Regions from separate parts of the Homo sapiens genome. Here region 2 is linked to region 1. A link is a contact called in ENCODE Hi-C or POLR2A ChIA-PET data. All regions are on one chromosome and are shown on one strand. Each heading gives the region's core, a stretch centred on a gene start or an enhancer-like site at or near the end of the contact. The rest is flanking DNA. Distances are from core to core; before and after follow the strand shown.

Evidence for each region. A loop is a pair of places that touch in the nucleus more often than their neighbours do. ChIA-PET counts read pairs that join two places held with the same protein, here RNA polymerase II (POLR2A). Pooled maps may share reads with other maps.
Region 2: a loop to region 1 is called in a map of left lung, with 5 times the contacts of the local background. The contact joins two enhancer-like sites. A Hi-C loop is called at or near these places in 13 of 168 maps with a recorded cell type or tissue (A673, body of pancreas, esophagus squamous epithelium and 7 more) and 6 of 50 pooled maps. POLR2A ChIA-PET finds 5 or more read pairs at or near these places in 2 of 52 experiments (AG04450 and OCI-LY7).

The regions. Positions count from the first base shown.
Region 1 is chr13:44,049,461-44,054,874 of GRCh38, reverse strand. No RefSeq gene overlaps it. Among named protein-coding and RNA genes, the nearest start is that of NRAD1, 30 kb to the right of the region's middle. Within about 2 kb of position 1,799, at least 14 of the 41 ENCODE cell types and tissues checked have a DNase peak (open chromatin) inside an H3K27ac peak, as active enhancers do.
Region 2 is chr13:44,447,492-44,452,965 of GRCh38, reverse strand. All of the region lies in intron 1 of TSC22D1 (TSC22 domain family member 1), which reads left to right. It overlaps LOC124903167 (a long non-coding RNA gene), which reads right to left. Exons shown (of 4, transcript XR_007063778.1): 2 at 1,463-1,548; 3 at 139-330. Among named protein-coding and RNA genes, the nearest start is that of TUSC8, 44 kb to the right of the region's middle. RefSeq lists enhancers at 1-449, 450-951. Within about 2 kb of position 2,350, at least 5 of the 41 ENCODE cell types and tissues checked have a DNase peak (open chromatin) inside an H3K27ac peak, as active enhancers do.

The DNA.
Region 1 (5,414 bases), core at 550-3,049:
GTATATTACTCATTCTATATATGCATTTGTGTAGATATAGATATGGCTTCTCTATGTCAAACTAGCAATTACTTTTTCAGCACAAAATACCTCACTCAGCAATGATCCTCATCAATGAAATCAGATTTTGTTACATCACCGGAGAGTTCAAAAGCTATTCTCCCTTTTGTATTCTGTGCCAATAGAAAGAAACACACAAGAAGAAGACTGAACTTTAAACTTAGCAAATTTGAAATGCTGGGAGAATTTTATGCATGGTATAAATGATTTTAGATACAAATAGTGTTATTTCATGTTAATACTTCCCCAGAGCCACCATCCTTTTTTGAGTCTGCAAAGTGATTTAATTTTGATCTTTTAGAAATGTTCTTTTCTCCTGAGAAAAAAATTTGTCATGGAAACAGTGGCAAATGCAAAAAGGGTGGGCATTTACAGTTTCCCAAACTGTTAGAATTCTCAAATTCTGTCCCTGTTTTTTATGATGATGGGGGCACAAGGACAGGGATATGGACCGAGGGAGTGTTTGCACCAAGAAGAATATCTAGAAGAGAGTTCTGTACATTTCAGTCTGAATTTCACTGGGTATATGTCTTATGGGGAGAGACTAAGATGTAGAAACAGAGAGAAGAGACCACTGGTGAGAAGATGAGGCCATTCCTAAGATTTTTAATATAAATTTATAAACATACAGGTGTATGTGTATATATATATGCTTTGCACACATATGTATTTATGTGTTGTGTATACATATGTCTGTGCATGTATATGCATATACACACATATATACATACATTACATACATACACACATATGCATACTTTTTCCCACTGAAGTTGTTGAAACTCTTGAAAGTTGGACTTGAGTAATCAAAAGCAGTGCTTATTCTTTTCCATTCAGTACCAAGGAAATCATATTTACCACGGGTCCAGAAAAGTCTTTTCTCTCTTTCTCCTCCCCACTACCCACCAGTCCCCACTCCTTTTGCACATGCTATTTGGTCACTGGCCATCCCGAGTGGCTCATCTAGACAGGGGTATGTGGCCAGGAGAGGTTAGGGGTCGAGATAAGGTGGATGTTTGCTGTAAGGCAGTGCCTTCCTCTCCTTCTTAACCTGGGGTTGTGCTTCTGAGCATGTGAAATGTATTGTTCCTTAGTCCGATTTCCCAAATACAACCTGAAAATGTGAATGTAAATGCCTCTGTCCTTTAGCCAGACGTCTAGAGGGCTATCTGAGGGCCTCAGAAGTAAAACTGACCTCCCCAGGGAAACTAGGCTCTCAATTCCTTTCTTAATTCTCTGTAGGATAATAAAACATGAAGTGGAAGATCTTCTAGACCAGCACCTTAAATTTGCAGATGAGAAAGTTGGAACCCAGAAAGGCTGAGAGGCTCAAGGTCTCACAACTGTTTATGCTCAACTGGGAAATGAATTTGTTTCTCTGGCCCATCAGGTCAACATTCTTTCCACTCAGCTATGCCGCCTCCTACCTCCTGAAAAGATTCTAGCAGGACCCTCTGATGAAAAGGACCTTATCTTTTTATATCTGCTGTTTAAAGCTTTTTTTTAAAATCATCGCACGATTTTATGAGTTAAGTTATGTACATAAACAAATACTATTACTTATTACTTGTTTACTATCGCCCTTCTTTTGGACATCAGAAAACCGAGGGTCTGAGTTGCAGCAACTCCCACAGAATCTCAAAAATGCACCCAGACTGCTCCTGCTTGCAGGACAAACACTCAGTACAAGCTTCCGATGAGGAATGTGGCTGTTGCAAGAACAGGACGCCACGATTCAATCCCTTCCCACGGCTGGCCCTGGCTGCCCACTCACATCAAGCAAGGGCACAGCATCCCTTCCGACAGCCTGACCCCCGCCCCCAGATAAACCGACATGTGGATTGCCAAAGGCATTTATATGCGATGGTGCTAAGACTGCTTGACGCTAACACCACACTTTGATCATTCAGTCAAATCAAAAAGCATTTATTAAGCATCTGTGTGAGGCTCCCTGCCGGGGCTTCTCTTTGTATCCCTAGCATTCACACTTCCCTGCTTTTCTTCTGTATCTCTTCACCCCTGCCCAAGAAAACTCCCCTATCCACAGGAATCTCACTGCTGGTGTTATCATGTCTTACCCAGAGTGGGATCCCATTTTGGTTCCTCCCAAGATGCTATTCAATGTCCAGGATGGAACTTTGAGAGTGGACCGGTCCTCTCTCCATTGTAAAATCTACCCATCCATCTCTGCTTCCTGGAGATTCTGTGTGAGGAGCACCTTAGTTAGGAATCAGAGCAAATGGCGATGAAATTTCAGTCTGTGTTCTTCTTTCAGAATGCAGAGTGAACATTTAAGAGGGTTTTTAGAAAAGCAGTTTACAGCCAGTAATTGGAAGCGTTGAAGTGTTTTTGCAAGACCAGTATCTCAGATTACAGATTTATGATTTGCTTGAAAATAATCATTTATTTTAGGCTTGAACTTTAAAAAGAAAAAAATAAAAGCTTAGAATGATTTTCTTCAAGTTTTCTATGACATTCTTTACATCAGGAAGAGATGAGGGAAGGCAAGATGGAGGTTTTAGAGAGAACGGGGTTCCAATGTTATTTTCCCCTTGGTTCATTTATGAGACTACATTTTCCTAGCTGCATACGCTATTTCCATTGTATGACTCACACAGACAATTTACTACATTTAAAATTGTGTCAAATTCTTTCTGAAAAGCTTGGGTCAAATACACATACTATGTATACAGTTGGAAATTCTTCCTCATAGATCCAGCTCATGGTATGGATGTTGTATTTGTGTCCTCGTAGCCATGGCAACTAGAAAAGGGTTAAGCCAGGGCCTCAGAAAACCCAGAGGCTGTGCAGTAAAATATCATATGTGTGTATATACTTCCTAAAATATACTACTCAAATATGGATTAAGAAATCTTAAAACCACTGTCTTAAAATTAATTTTTCATTCCTAGTATGCATGTTATTGCCTAAAAAGGATACTCTCAAAACAATCTCTTTCACCTCACTCCTTTTCTCTCTAAATTGTCATCTAATGACCATTTATCTCAAAAGACAGACTATGTAAATCCATGAGAAGTGCTTTGGTTTTTAGATATGGATGAGAGAAATACCAATGAGAATATGAATGAAGTTGTTTTCTGGCTGAAACAAACTGTCTTTTTTAGATCTCTCTTTTAAATCCATTTATATGAGAGTAATAAAACATTCTTCTCCATTTATTTAAGAACTTACTAAATAAACTTGGGCAACCCTGAACAATGCCAAGATGTTAAACATTCACCAGCTCTAAGAATTCAGACTCTTCTTTGTGTTGGCTGATGGCCCTCAGGTCCCTGACTACCCCTTTTAATTTTCTTACACACTTTACCCTGTGAGATAAATTTTAAGAGTTTATCCTCAAAATAACACTGGATAGGAGTACAGAATGCAATTCTGTTTTTTTTGTTTGTTTGTTTTCTGAGACAGAGGCTCACCCTGTCACCTAGGTTGGTGTGCAGTGGCGCGATCTCAGCTCACTGCAACCTCTGCCTCCCAGGTTCAAATGATTCTCCTGCCTCAGCCTCCCAGGTAGCCAGGATTACAGGCACTGGCCACCATGCCCAGCTAATTTTTGTATTTTTAGTGGAGATGAGGTTTCACCACATTGGCCAAGTTGGTCTTGAACTCCTGACCTCGTGATCCGCCTGCCTTGGCCTCCCAAAGTGCTGGGATTACAGGCGTGAGCCACTGTGTCTGGCAGGGAATGCAATTCTTATAAGGCCCAGAGCCATTGCAGCATTGGATAAAACACCATCTTTTATATCCATACATCTTTCTTATTTACATTTCCAGGTGCAAAAGGAGGATGGGTAAAAAAACTTTCACTAAGTGGTTCTCTGTCCCACTGCCCATTTCGTAAGGATATCAGAGAAAGTATTAATACATCCCCTGGTCTAAAATGCCTGGCTTAACTTTTAACCTTTGACACAGTATCAAAGTTTTCCACACCCTTTATTTATTTCAAGATATTTCTCTGTAGGAAATATATTTTATAATGAAATAATAAATAATAAATCATAAATGGCTTTATGATTTTATAATAAACATAAATTTATGGGAATATATTTAAATGTTCACTTCCAACCTTTGATACCATCTCATATTTAATATCTAAGAATCAAAAAAAATTTCAGGGTCAATATCCTGGCCCTTCTTCTGCCATCTGGTGGAGAAATAGAGAAGCAGTGAAATTGATGCATCAGGAGTTTCTTCAGAGTCCTTAAATGCATCAGTCAGCGAATGCTTGTGGGGTATTATTATTATTTATTATTATTATTCATCAAACAGTACTCATCAAGACACTTGGCATCATTAAACGTCATGCTCTGCAAAGTAGCCACATTCAGTCTCTGTCCCCAGAAGAACTATGAGGCATTACATGATTGAAAGCTCCCGGACGATTTAGTTATTTTCAAGCAATCAGTTCAACACACAGTGTAAGGAAAGGACTCCTTAAGACTATGAGGTTGGCATTTAGGTCATTTTAGCAGTAATTTGCTTTATAATGATATTCTGACCCCAAGATGCTATGCTTTTCTAAGCACTTCTAAAGAGAAAGAAAGAAGGGAAGGAGAAAGAGATGGATGCAACTCTCTAATGCCTTACAAATCCCCAAAATGACATTTTAGGTTCATTTTTAAGGCCATTTAAGAGTGTCAGAAAGACTCTTTATGAGCAAAAATAACATCTCCATGAGGTATCTGCACTTTAATCAAATTTATTATAGTTTACAGAGTATGGAGAGAAGAGATGTAATAACAAACATCCTAACTGCCACAGATTTGAGGCAAGTGACAGCCTCCTCAAATTAACTTCAACAAAATGATGTTCCAAGCCTGTTGAATTGCCCCATACATAGCCACATCTGAATTCCCATCTTCTTGCCAAAATCCATAGAAAAGGGGCAGCCATAAATCATGTAGGAAATACATTGATTGCTATTAAATATCCTGTATATTTCATGGAAATGTGGCTCTTTATGCTGATGGATTCTGGCTGAAGGCACTCAAGACCAAAGGACCATGCTGTTTTGTATTGAAAGTGGCTATTGGCTTGGTCCATTGCCACCTGCTCTTTGGTTTTAAAAGGGCATTGAAATCTAAGGAAGGCCCTTCACAGTGTTCCAGAATCACTACCCGTGACATAAATAGAGAAAAAAGCAGTGCTGATGTAACCAATGCTTTCTTAACTCGATGGGGCTCTCAAAGGGGTTATGGAGCATAGTGAACTCCCACCCTGACTTCCTGCTTCCTCCACTCAGCACCCTCTTGGCCCAAATAACCCTTTGGCTTAAAGAGGGGAGGAAGGCTCCATCTTGAACATTGCCCATTATAAATAATCAATGTGCATATTTT
Region 2 (5,474 bases), core at 1,101-3,600, 400 kb before region 1:
TTAGCATTTTGAAAACAAGAGTTTCATCGAAACAGGGGAGGTGAACTGTAACTTCTCATCTTGTAAAAAGATGGAAAACCTTTAAAGCCAAAAGCAGCAAGGATATGGCACTCTGTTCGGTTTTAGCCAAGCACTTACCTTACCAGCTTTCTAGAGTGAATAATGCCTCGATTTAGTCTCTTTATTCTGTTCTTACTCCACGTAGGCAGGGTTGATCTCTCCCCAACTCTTCACTGGGGCTCCTGGCTGTTCCCAGCTCCCTGGGTGTAGCCTATGGATAGTGGCCCATGGTCACTCAGCAGCTGGCGGTACTGGGGGGGCATCACCAGGCTGTCAGAAGGCAAGCAGACGTCCCTAGAGTGTAGCCAAGTTACTTTGTAAGACATACTCACCCTTCCCCATGAGTAGCCCAGCCAGGCCATGAGGACAGTGGTGGCATGGGGCCCTGTGAGGCGCAGAGGCCCAGGCTCCCTGTGCTCGGGCTCTGGGAGCACTGGCAAATATGATTGCCCTCACCCTCGTGCCCACTGTAGGGTGTCATCCACACATTAGGCAGGTGGGCGGGCACAGAGGAGGCCATAAACTTCAAGCAGACTTTTTAACTTTAAAATGAAGAAAAGAATGGTACCTACCGCCTCAGAGTAGTAAAGATTAACTGGGGTATGAGTGTGCGGCAGTTTCCTTTTTCGAGTAGTTGCCACCAACTCTGCCACTCCTTTTTGCTATACATTGGGGTTGCCTTACAACATCTCACTTTATTTAGTTCCATGACTTGTTAGTTACTTCTCGTTACTTAACCTCATTTGGGTTCTTAAGGCTTAGTTCTGTTATTTGATAGCTTTATATCGTGTTTTGTTCAAAGTTCTCCTCTTCTGTCAAGTCGGACTAAGCTTGTGTCTCTAGCAATTTGGAATTGACATGAGAGGACCTGGATTGTTTCCATCTATATCTGTCCCCTGCCTGCTTTCCTGACTGAACAAGTCCCTGATGTGGGGCTGGGAGCGCAAAAGTGGGAAAGGACAGGGGTGTCCTTGCCAGGGAGCCCTTGGTGAGTTTGCAGTCCTCTCCTCGGTCAGCCATGGCGGATGTCCTATTGGTGATCGGTGGGATAGATACGGGCATGCAGTGGCCCCAACAGCCCCACAGGTAAGGGGCTGTGCCCCCTATAGCTCACTGGGGTCTGCTCAGCCCCTGACATGATATGGCCTCATCTCACAGTTGATCCTCAGCGTGTGGCTTCATGCCGCATTCTTCTGGATCCCCTCCAGAGCCATTTGCTTAAAGTCTCAATTCATTGGTGAGAAATATGCATGTCATGGTTTGTTTTTATTTCTCCTAATAACTGCTATTAATTGTGCTCAGTTGAATCACCCTTTCACTCTGGTAGCAGGCTTCCTTACTAGCATGTCGACCCATTTCCATCGCTTTCCAGTTAATTTTGGTCATTTAAACAGTCACTTACCATTTTTTAAACACTTCGTTCTTTGCATTTTGAAATTTGACTCTCATGTCAGAATCAAAGCTCTCTCTTCTCTGCCCACTCTTTCCCTGAAAAGGAAAAAAAGAACCCAGTCTGTTACTGGCGCCTTGGAGTGGAGGCTGTTTTTGGCTCTCACACGCGTCCCTCCCTCTTGGCAGTAGCAGTGCGCTAGCATGGAGGTGGGAAGGAAGAACCGAGGGGCAGAGTCTCTGTGCTGACTGTTGCAGTGTCCCGCTTCTGTCACGGTTGCAGCTGCCGTCTGTCTGTTTCTGTCTAACGGACTGTCCATTGGCTCATTTCGTGAGGCTGCCATCCACATGAGCTTTCTCAAAGGACGCAGTTGCTGGCTCTTTGCTGGCACCTTAGGGTGCCTGGCATTGGAGAGCTGACCTGATCTCTTCATTTCCCCGCTCCCTCCACAGTTAAATCACTTTCTCTGTCTTGGTCTCCTTGTTGGGTAGAGGCTACTCTCCCATTCAAGGTTCTTGCAAGTGCCTCAAGCCTAGCCACCTTCTGTAGTGTCCACTAGATCCACAGAAAACTCAGGTGTCTTTGCTATGCCAAACGGCTGCCCCAGTGTGTGTGGCCGCCCAGCTCCACCATCTCTTGCCTATATGGATTTCTGAGGTAATCTCATCCACTCCCAAGGAGACTTACTGCTAACCTAACAACTTTTCTTATGCCAGTATTTTCTTATGCCCAACCCCACCTGAGTTCCAAAACCGTATTTCCCACTGCCTAGTAAGGCCTATCAATGTTATACCCCAGAACCAGTTTACTCCCCTTAGCCTACAGCCTTATTCTGGCTAATGGCATCACCTTCCACCTGTTCACATAATCCAGAAACCTGTGAGTCATCCTGCCTCCCTTACCTCACACAAGCCAGTTCGGTCAGTTCTATGTTGCAATGTCTTTGAATCCATCCCACTTTTCTCTCTGTCTCCCCTTTGCTCCTTGGTTTTGGCCCTCATTATTTCCTTCCTTTTACCCCCAGTTCCATCTCTTGTAGTCTTATACATTGTGGTCAGAGTGACCTTGCCAAAACACAAATCCCATTGCATCATTTGCCCCCTTTAAACCCTATTATGTGGACCTTCATTGCCCTCAGACTAAAGTCCAGTCTCCCATCACATGGCCTGTGAGGCCCCAGCCTGTCTTAAACTTTTTTCCTTCTACTGCCTTTCTCTTCACTCCCACTGCTAAACTCCAACCTCCTATTCCATAGCCACACTCAACTACTGAGAGGTGTCCAAACTCAGCATGCTGCTTCATGACCCTGGCTTTTGCCTGGCCCTTCCTTTTTCATGGAGTGTTCTCATTCTCTTTGTACCTTGTAGTCTAACTGGACAACTCTTATTTGTTTTTCAACACCCAGAGGGTAAGTCTTCTGCCCTCAGAAACACTCCCAGGCTGCTTTCTGCTAACCATCATTTTTTATATACACTCAAATTATACAAAATATCATACGTCTTTCTCCCCTTGCCCCCTGCAACTGCCCCCAAGTCACTAAAAGCAAGGATTGTGTCTTACTCATCTTGATAACTGTGGTGCCAAGCCTAAAGTTCCTGGCCTTTCATGGGTGCTCACTGTTAAATAAATGCGAGTAAATCAAATGGCTGAAGAGCTAATGTATAGAAAGTTTTTAAATTCTAGTTTATATCTTTCTAGCTAAGATGTATTATGTTGACCATTTCTTTTACAGTAGTTGGCAGCAGGTTTAAATGCTAAAAAGTGACCCTCATTCTCATTGTAAATTTTTATTTCCCACTTCATTGGCCCCACTCAGCACTTTATTATTTTCATCGCATTGTCTTCTTACCCTTATTTAATCATGGATAGGAGAATGTGGCAATGTCAGAATCACACTAAGATGATATGGAAGGAGATCCAAGCTGATGACCACCTAGAGTAAAAATCCTTGGGGTATATTGGGACACCACAGAAGTTCTTAAAGTGATTGCCGCTAAAGCCATTTCTCCTATTCCTGGCCACAAGCCTTGGGGACGCAGCCTGCCTGCCTTCTTTACAAGTGAGCATCATTTTCTTTGATCCCCTTGGACTTCCTCTAACTCGTCTTCTCACAGCTCTTGAGGGCTTTGCAAGGAACTGTCAGGGCTAATGAAAGGACAATTTGAAAATCTTCTTTAGGCACATTCACTAAGTAATGTGTCCGTCAGCAAGTGTGGCTCTGTGTCTGTGGTGAGCCCCTTTCTCTGTCGGGACCTTGTCCCAGTGCCTGGAGAGCACCTTCTCAAACTGTAGACCTCACTGGCACTGGGACTGATCTGAGTGCCCCTGTCAGCCTGCCCAGCCTCAGAAAGGAAGCTGTGGAGGGCCAGTTCTCACCAAGAGCTCACCAGCTCCACTCTAGACTAGGCCCAGAAACCCTGCAGCCAGGCTGCCTGACTCACATGCAGCATGGGTCTCTGGCTGTGGTTTCCACACAGCCTCCCAGCTTGTTTCTTAATCTGTAAAATGGGTGGCTTTCAATGAATACTGTGGCTCCGTTGAGATCAGCAGAAGGGCATTTCACTTTATGGTCCCTTTATTCTTCCAGGTCTAACATCTTACACACACACACACACACACACACGGATCTAGAATTTCTGGTGTGCACTTCTAGGGCACACTATATTGAATCAGCATTTGGTTCTATGCTCCATCCAACAGTTGATGAGGTAGACCCTGGACAAAGCACCTAATGCCTTTGAGCCTCCATTTCTAAACCTAGAGAATAAGAAAATTAAATGATCTCCAAGGTCCATTTTGCTTTATAATTCTGAATAGATCAGAGGGTTAAAGAAACCCTCAGACCTCATTTATGTCACAGAGCTGCTGCCCATGGAGGCCATAATGTAGAAATGTGTCCCTTGATCGAAGCAGAGGTATTTATTATGTAAACACACTGTGTCCCCAGCACACAGAGTCAACTTTGCCAATGTGTTAATGCTTACCTAGGCCTGTACTACATTAGACATTCTGGAGCTAGGTAATATCCTTAAATTTATCTTTACCGTTGTAAATACAACTGTGTAATTGAGCTTCATCTGATTGTTTTAGAGTCACCAAGAGACTGCCTCTAATGACCCTAAGTGGCTCTGTATGCATAGAAAAATGGTTAGTTGGTTAGTCTAGTTCCTACCAGGTCTTTTAGGACTGCTTATCGTTGTTTTCTTCTGGAATTTAACAGGAAAATTAGCTTAAAGTAACTAGTTATTTTTAAAAAGTGCTCAAAGCATCTATTTTTCATAGCTGTGCAAAAGTAAAAGAAATAATATTCATTTTTCACTTCATGCAAGAACCTCACTTGCATGAGGTTCTCGAAATAGAAAATCATAATCAGGACAACTTGTCACTTCTTCAGATGTTTTATATAGAATATCATTTGGCTTCTAAATCTGTGATTCCTTTTTTGTCTGTGGCTCCAGATTTTCATAATCTACCACTATTAAGCAGAAGTGGTAATTTATGAAGAAATTTGGGTTTGAAATGCTTATTATTTTCATGAAGATAAAAAGTAAAATAAGAATGTTAACCATTTGAGTCCTGTTGCTGAAGGGCATTGAGAGGAGTTGAGCCCCATCTCTCTCTCCCATTGCAGTAGTTCCTCTTAAAGTCTCCCTTACCATCTTAAAAAAAAAAAAAAAAAAAAGAAAAGGCATTGGGTCTTCTTAGCATTATAGATATTCTTTTGGAATTAGTAGTTATGCTAAATAAGGTGAAGACAGCCATGGGAAAACTTAAAATTGTTTCTAGAATTGTAACAATTTAAAAGTAATTATAAATGTTTAGAGAGAGAAAAATACAGAAAAAATGTATTTACAGAGGGTAAATACATGTGTTATATATAGGTGTATATAAATAAAAGATTATATTTAAATCTATTAGCATTTTAAGACTTTTAAAATTCTCACACTTAAAGCAAGTATTTAATTTTTACAAATCTTTTAACGCTAATATGAGATTTAGGAATGATTAATCACCAACAAACTCA